Linked DNA regions of Homo sapiens: regions 2 and 3 are each linked to region 1. A link is a contact called in ENCODE Hi-C or POLR2A ChIA-PET data. All regions are on one chromosome and are shown on one strand. The core of a region is the stretch at or near the end of the contact, and the rest is flanking DNA. Distances in the headings are between cores, read along the strand shown. Region 1 holds the start of APOLD1 (apolipoprotein L domain containing 1). Region 2 holds the start of FAM234B (family with sequence similarity 234 member B). Region 3 has its middle 23 kb from the start of EMP1.

The links. A loop is a pair of places that touch in the nucleus more often than their neighbours do. ChIA-PET counts read pairs that join two places held with the same protein, here RNA polymerase II (POLR2A). Pooled maps may share reads with other maps.
Region 2: a pooled map shows a loop between it and region 1 (5-fold over the local background). The contact joins the promoter of FAM234B here to the promoter of APOLD1 in region 1. A Hi-C loop is called at or near these places in 1 of 37 single-sample maps with no recorded cell type and 10 of 50 pooled maps. POLR2A ChIA-PET finds 5 or more read pairs at or near these places in 2 of 52 experiments (activated CD4-positive, alpha-beta T cell and activated naive CD4-positive, alpha-beta T cell).
Region 3: a loop to region 1 is called in a map with no recorded cell type, with 3 times the contacts of the local background. The contact joins the enhancer-like site here to the promoter of APOLD1 in region 1. A Hi-C loop is called at or near these places in 2 of 37 single-sample maps with no recorded cell type and 3 of 50 pooled maps. POLR2A ChIA-PET finds 5 or more read pairs at or near these places in 5 of 52 experiments (A673, BJ, Caco-2 and 2 more).

What each region holds. Positions count from the first base shown.
Region 1 is chr12:12,784,237-12,786,936 of GRCh38, reverse strand. It overlaps APOLD1 (apolipoprotein L domain containing 1), which reads right to left and starts at 1,278. Exons shown (of 2, transcript NM_030817.3): 1 at 1,243-1,278; 2 at 1-28. The coding sequence starts at 1,245.
Region 2 is chr12:13,043,107-13,045,806 of GRCh38, reverse strand. It overlaps FAM234B (family with sequence similarity 234 member B), which reads right to left and starts at 1,426. Exons shown (of 13, transcript NM_020853.2): 1 at 1,367-1,426. The coding sequence starts at 1,403.
Region 3 is chr12:13,172,436-13,175,135 of GRCh38, reverse strand. No RefSeq gene overlaps it. Among named protein-coding and RNA genes, the nearest start is that of EMP1, 23 kb to the left of the region's middle. RefSeq lists enhancers at 1,374-1,423, 2,629-2,678. Within about 2 kb of position 1,440, at least 21 of the 41 ENCODE cell types and tissues checked have a DNase peak (open chromatin) inside an H3K27ac peak, as active enhancers do.

The DNA.
Region 1 (2,700 bases), core at 29-2,528:
GCTCCCGGGCCGCCGGCCTCTCCATTCCCTGCGGGGACATAGACACGCGGTCAGCCTGGAGTCTCCGTGCCAGCCGCCGCTCCCGCCCTGCTGCCCGGACGCCAGCGGGAACTTGGCACGAGTTCAGCGGAGCAGCCACTGCCACGCTAGGGGAACGGGTCTGTTTCCAGTGGATCATGAGACGAGTTCTCAAAGACCTGTTCTGGAATCCGGGGGGAGCCACACAAGTTCTCAGGACCTTATCTCTGCATATGGAAATAGGAATAATGCTATCTTCTGCTTCTCTCCCAGGGAACGTTAACGATGGGCTTCATCAGCTATGTGTTAAATAAGATTTAAACTGGGAGGGGCGTGGTATTAGAAGGCTTCTCCAGTACTGAGGCCTTTGCTCTACTTAAGATAACACTTTGTAAGTGGTGGGTTGTACAGTTTACAAAGCCCTTTCATCATGTGAAAATTGGATCCTAGGAGTTTTGCAACACACTTTTCTCTCTCTCTAATGAATGAAAAAGACTTCACCAAAACCTCAAAAATCGTATTTTCTACCAAGCAGAAGAAACATCTAAGTTAGATGCTTGCCTGAAGCAACTCTTCTGCTTGTGATTCTTCCAGGCTCTTTTCTTAGAATCAAGCCTAAAATGAGATTTGCACTGTTTATTCTAACTAGGGCTCCTTGGATCTTCAGAAACATCAGTCTTTGCTGGGTGCTTGATTTAAACTAAGTCACATTAAATTAATACCATTATGTCTCTTTGTTATGAAAGTTTTCTTTTAAAAATGAGTAATGGTTGAATAAAATAAAGTGGCCAAAATTTTTGTTCAACAACTTCTACCACGTTGAAGCCAACTGAAGATGACTGACAAAGATACGAACAAGTTGTACATCTTGGGGGAAAAGTATATTCATCCTAGTTGCAGATTCCCACCTTCATGTCCACTGTACTCTTCATTATTAGGAACTTCTTAAAAGTGGCAAATGAGCCATAGAAATAGAGCATTTCAAAACTGAGCTATCAGGGCAGAAATCATTCTCATCTGGAAGAATTGCCTGCATCAGACATCAGATTCTAGAAGCAGCTGATTCTTCACAGAGCCCAGTCTAGAATCCTCATCTCCTTATTCACAGGACTTAATTTTACTTCCATGCTTCCATAATCCAACCCACCAGGGATAATTTTCCAGGTGAAAAGAGAAAATGAGAAAAAGTCATCCCGAATATATGCCTCAGGGTTCCCCACTTACCATTCACTTCTGTCTGCCTCCAGGAAAGTAAAATCTGAGGCTGTTTCTGGATGAGTGTGCTTTATAGTTCCAGAGAACCAATGGCTGCCCTGGGAAAGCCTTGTCTCATTCTGAGAATTTGCCATTTCCTGTCATGACCCCTGCTGCCTTCATCTAGAAGGACGTGACATGGTGGAAAATGACCTGCCAGCACAGCACATCCCGTATTTAGGAAACGAACATTGTGTGTTCGCTTTCCCCTGAACGCAGGAAGAGAACCACAGGCTCTTCCCTAACTTGAAACAAGTGTGTTGTCATTCTCCCAGTGGGATACCCTGCCTTTCCTGAGAATAGCTAATGACGCGATAGAGAAGGCCTTCAAACGCACCCCAGGCTGACCAATTATAGTGTTTCTTGAGGCCACCATTACAAAATCATATTTTAAAAGAAAAGGGAGGGGGTGGAAAACCCTCATATCTGACATAGCCGCTCATACTCCACTGCTGTATTTTTAAAAGCGTTGTGAATCTGTGAGTGGCTGGAGCCTGGGATCATTTGGCATGCAGCGGGTACCCTGCAGTCCTAAGAATGCAAGGCCACACCCACAGGAAGTGCTGCGTGCAGTTTTGGGCATCTCCAGCTGTGGAGAAGACATTGGCGGTCTCAGAAAGGGCACACTCCAGGTCACATGCATCAGAAAAATCAGTGGGGTCAGGCTGCATGAGGAGCTAATTGTACACTTTCAACCACAATAGGGCATTGGCTTCCCAGGTTTTCATTTGAAGTAGCAATTGTAGCCCATGTGATAGGGAAATGAGTGGATTCTGTCTACAGGGTCATGAGGCATGGGCTGAAGGGCAATTATTTTGATAATTCAGCACAGAAAAGTGAATGTAGCTTCTGTGGACTTGCTGCAGACCAGACCAGATGGAACATAGATATCTCTGGGGCATTCAGAGGTGGTTGGAGCTCAGCCTAGGAATTCAGTCCTACTACATGTCCCCAAATCCATCCATCGTCCTTCTAACCCTCTCCTCCAGATAAGGAGGGCCAAATTCGTTTCTCACTTGAATAAGGATTATCTCAACTCTCTGGCTTACCTGGAAAGCCTTAACAGCCGTATCATTCTGGAACATGATTAAATCCCCCACCTTTATGACTATACTTTGTATTTATCAACACAGTATAACAACAGTAGCAACAGAAAGGACAACCATAGTCCTTTCAAACTTGATTATTCTAGATTTGGTCCACTTCCAAATATTCTTGTTACAGCTCCTCAAAGGATAGCTGTAACCTCAATCTAGATGCCTCCAGTGTGTCCTTTTGAGGTTAGAAGTGGAAGAATATCCTCCTCTATCTCCATAGACATGGTCACTCCAAATGGGATGTGGGCCAGCGCGAATTGGGGAGGTAGACAAGAGGGAACATACCACTGATTCTTCAGCTGACACATGTTCCTCTAACTTCCCTGGACAT
Region 2 (2,700 bases), core at 177-2,676, 260 kb before region 1:
TTATTACCCCTCTGGGAGGACATCATTCTACACTAAGGATATACAAAGTAAAAAAGTAAAAAATTAATCCTGCAGGTAAAGGGCCACGTCTCTCCTTTAATTCCAGTGTTATGCACACATTCCAAGGCAGATGCTATCAGTGTTCCTTCCAATGTTCCAATGAGCCCATATTAAAAAAAATAATAATCTGTCTGAGGTCATGAAGTCTGGGGACAGAAACGCAAATTAATATCCAACCTAGCGTCATCCAAATGGCAAGGTTCGCTTCAGGGTAGCATACTGGAAGCTCCTTGAGAACAAGGACCCTGTAATCCCCCTGCAAGCTCAAACTAGCTATCCAACCAAAACCCAAATAGCCCTCTCTAGAGATAGCTATGAAAGCAACTGCTTTTCCCTCTAATACAAATTATCAGCAAATAAATGTTTATAGCTTAATGCTTAAAACTTACCTAGGTAGAGCCATCAATTTTTCTAAAGCCTAATGTTTAAAATTTACTTGGGTGGAATAAATATACTTTTATTTAAATATCAACTTTCTAACAGTACAATCCTACTCTGGAGGTTTAGGAGGAAAAAAAAAAAAAAAGGAAAAAAAACTTGGAGCTGCTGCCCGAAGTACTGAATCAGCTCTGGAAGTTGTCATCACCCCTAATGCTGCCTTAAAGAAGATTCCATACATTATCTTCAACTTATAGGTGCCAAATCATTTCCCATGCTTAATCTCGGCAGCTGGAGACTGACCAAGTGGAATCAAAAGCTCAGGATTTAGAGTGAAAAGACCCCTGACGTTCAAGGCCGAGCTTTCCCAATACTTGTGAGACCTTGGACAATTCACTTAGCCAAATAACTCTCATTTTCTCTTCTGTAAACTAGGAAGGGACGTAAATACCTGTCCCACCTGCCTCATGGATGCGTCGTTGCTGCCGTTAGGTGGAGGGGATGATCCACAGAGGGCCACTCGCCGTCCCGCCGCCCCCGCCCAGGTCCAGCCAAGACAGAAGGCGCCGGAGTCCCTGCGGTGCTGGGTCCGCGGCGCTCGGGAAGGATGCTCCTCTCGCCAGCCTCCCCTCGGGACAGCGGCGACCGGCGTTCTGACATTCCCCGCCGTAACACCTGCTCGGCGCCCTCTCCCCGCGCGTCTCCGGGTTCGCCCCGCGCCCGAGACCCCTGCCCCGCTGGGCGCCCCTCTCGCCCTCTGGTGGCACAGAGACCCCAGCCCCAAGGGACTGCACCCTCCTCGGCACCGGGCGCCTGCAGCTGAGTCTGGGTTGAGGCCAGGGCCCGACCGGCCTCGCCCCCAGAGCCTCGCCTCCCCTTATTCCAACACCGGCGGGGACTGGGTGGTCGCAAGCATGCGACTCCTTACCCGGCAGCTTGAGCGCCCTGGACAGCACGGTCGCCATGGCTGAGGCCCCGGTGCGCGTGCGCGCGCCCGCGTTCTGCCGGGAAGTGTAGTTCCGAGCGGCGGTGCGTGGGGCTGGGACCGGGAAAGGTGGGACCCGCTTGCTGGGGACAGAGCTGAGGGAGGCCAAGCCAGAGTACACGCTCCGCAGGCTTTTCTCCCACCCTACCTATGCAGGTCACCTCACCACTCTGAGTCTCACTTGCCTCGTCAGTGAAATGGGGAGAAAATACCCCGTAAGCTTGCAGTGAAAATGATTCGAAGGAGATATTTAAGGAGGTGTGGATTGTGCAATGTGCGTGGGCTTTGAAATCAGGCAGACTGGATTTGAATCCTGCCTGAATCACTTACTAGCTGGGCCATCTTGGGCAAGTCCCTTGGGGCGACTGAGCTGCCGCTGCTTTTTTTTAATTAAAGACATACTACCTACTTCACAAGCTTGCAATGAGAATTAAATGATACGACCTGTTTAAAACACACAGCACACAGTAGGCACCTAGTAAGAGTGTTTCTATTACGCTTCTTAGGTAGAAGTTGAAGTTTCCTGGAGCTCGAACCCTCATTTATTGCTCCCAGTTCTTTACAGGTGTCTACTCAGCACCCTACGCTGCAGCTTCTAGTTGAAGGGTGTAGAAGGAGGATCCGACTGTGTACATACATCCAATAGATGCAGCATCTCCAGCTCCTCAGATTTCAATGCTTGACCTTTAAGGCATCTGCACGCTCCCCGTAATCACCCCAGCTTTGCCTGAATGATTTTTGCGGAGAGCCCGATGCCCAGGAATTCCTCCTTCCTTGGCTCCCTGAGCTTTCCCCCACTTTGTCTTCCTTGTCCCTCTGGAAATCTCCTTCATCCCTCCATAACTTTTTTCCATTTTAACATAGGAACTGCAGCTTAGAATAGTATTTCTCAAATTTAATGTACTTTCTTTTCAATTAAAGAAAAAAATTCAAAGCAGCTGCCAAATGAATCAGGATCCTTACCTTTTACATAGAGAATACCTGTGTGTTCCTCTCTAGCTACTGAGTGGAATGTGAATACTTTTGCTGCCCAAACACCCACTGAGGTCACTGTGGAAAATGCAAACACCCAGGCCCTCTCTGACTTCTGAACTTGGCTTGCCTCAGGACCAGGCACAGTGGTGTAGAAGGAAGAACTGACTTGCTTCTTTCCCACACGCAAGTGATCAGCATTTTAGTGCAGGAATGCTAATACTGTGTTATCTTAGAACTGGAACAGATCCTAGAGGCTATCTAGTCCCACTCTCCTTGTTTTGTTTAAGAGAAAGCTGAGAAAT
Region 3 (2,700 bases), core at 191-2,690, 390 kb before region 1:
ACTGAATTGGGTACTAACTGGAATATCAAAATATGCCTAGAATCAAAACAAACAGCAGCTTGAGAATTCAGTTCTAAATTGATTAAAAACAAAAGGAAATGGGCTGGGTGCGGTGGCTCATGCCTGTAATTCCAGCACTTTGGGAGGCTGAGGCGGGCAGATCACTTGAGGTCAGGAGTTGGAGTTCAAGACCAGCCTGGCCAATGTGGTGAAATCCTGTCTGTACTAAAAATATAAAAAATTAGTCTGCCATGGTGGTGCACGCCTGTAGTCCCAGCTACTCGGGAGGCTGAGGCAGGATAATTGCTTGAACCCAGGAGGCAGAGGTTGCAGTAAATCAACATCACGCCACTGCACTCCAGCCTGGGCAACAGACTGAGACCCCGTCTCAGAAAAAAATAAAATTAAAATTAAAAAATAAAAACAAAAGGAAATAAACTCACAGTTAGTCATTGATTGATGATGATGATGATGATGATACTATACTTCCTGATACTTGATTCTCAGTATAATGACATATGTCCTCCCAGGGTGGACTGGTACTGGGTTTACCCCTGCAATGCTCTCAATACCTTCCAACTGGAAAATCTACCTTCTGACTGGTGTGGCCTTTGAGAAATGTGTTGGGCCCAAGATCACAGGGAGGATTAGGCCCCACATACAAAAACAGAAGACAGCTAATTAACTTTTTCAACTTAGTAATCATCAATTTTATTATTAGCATATTAACCAGGGATTATGCCAGTTTAGGTTTGTGTGTGTGTGTGTGTGTGTGTGTAATCAGTATGTAGACATTATTACATGTGCAAATGTAATAATGTTTTAATAATGTAAATAATTAGCAACTTAAATTAACCTGTTTTGTCAGAATGTATTGTTTAGAGGCTGGGAACTCTTAGGGGAAAATAAAAATATGGATCCTCACCAGCTGAACCAGTACAGAGTGAGTTAACTGTGTTGCTTAAAAATAGAGAAGGTATGGGGAATAAAGATCACTTTCACACTTCCAGAGTGACATGGAAATTGGGACTCAGGGACAGTCTCTAAATGGAAAAGGAGGAAGGTTTGGGAAAGTGGGGAGGTGGGTGGACCTGCACCTGGAGCAGTCCTTTGGCAGATCTTCCTGGAGAAGGTGAAGATGCTGGCAGAGGGAAATAAAGGGTTTAATTCCCTGCAGCCAGGAGTTTGACAATGGCTCAGATTTTCAGAGATGTGACAAACCAAGAGGACTTGGCCACAAGGCCTCAGTTTTCTGTGGTTTCAAATTTACTCATCTGAGAAACATGGGACCTTCTAGCCATTGTAAAGAAACAAACCCAGCGATCCCCGAGAGAATGAGTTGCTGATTCAGAAGCTGAAGAAAGAAAGGACTGTGTGACTCCTGGCTCCTTCCCCTTCCGCATTCTGGGCTCTGTTCTCAGCTCCGCTGAGTAAGTCTCGCCGCCTGTCCTGCTTGATCTGCCTGTAGTCTCAACAGTTCTCAGTGAGGCTCCTCTAAGGGGCTGAATCAGATTTATGCAGGTCTGAGAAGAGTGAGTTCCTGCAGACACAATACCTTCTGAGTTTCTGCTCAGCAGCACAGTTTGAGGTGTGGCCTCTACACATACTGCATACGTAAAATATCAGCCCACCTGGGAATGATTTCTTAGAGTTAGTCTGGCCCCACCTTGAAGAGTTTAACTTGGATTCCATTTGTCTTCCCCCTGTCCTACTTTCCCCTGTGGCTGAGAGAGGATTTTCCATTTCATGTTGCAGACATGTGAGGCATCTCAGTCCCGCTCCATTCGTCCACACATCTGGAAGAGCAATGCTCACATCTGGAGCCCATTCTCAGCTGGAAGATGTCTTTCGACATTCTTTTCTTTGAAACCCAATCCATGTAACCTCTTGTTCAAAAGGGCCTCTGAACTACTGGAATCATTTGCAGAGGCTCAGGAAAAAGTCCTTAATTTCATCCCTACATGGTGGAATTTATGACTCAAACCAAACCCAACATTCTGTTTCTGATTGCTTTTTTTCAATAATGACTCTTTGGAGCTACGTGTTTAAAAGGACAGAATTTCTAGCCTAGGACACATACCAAAGGAAGGTGAAAGCAAGCTGTTCAGTAATCACCAGGGCGAGTCCATTGAAGCTCTGTAAGTTTCAACAACCTAGGTCATTTCTTCATCAATAAAATTGGGATTCGTTGTTTAAAAATAGACACAGGAGTGTGTGAGGATAAGGGAGGTAACATATCTGGACATGCCTTGTCTCATACCTGTGTAGGGTAAGGATAGATGGAGAAAGGGGAAGGGGTTTGTGTCAGGCTGAGACAGTCTCTGCATTTGCTCACTCATCTCTCCGTAAACCCATGAAAGACCCCAACATAGGACTCCATGACGCCCCACTGAGCAGGAGAAAGGAAGAAGTCTCAAGAACACAAGACCGAATCGACAGTATTTGATCAGCATGCATGCAAATTACCCAGTCATTCTGAAAAACTACAGCTTCTGTTTCGGTGGTCTGGGATGGGACTGAGGTCTGCATTCCTAACAAGCTCCCAGAGGCTGTCCATGCTGCGAGTCCCCAGATCATGTTTGGTACTAGAGAAATGGGCCCCAACTCAAAAAATTCAACCTCTGCTAACAAGTGAATTTGTCATTTTGCCGGGTCGACTCTAATTCTCAAGCCCAGCCACTGGACAGAGAGGTGTGGAAG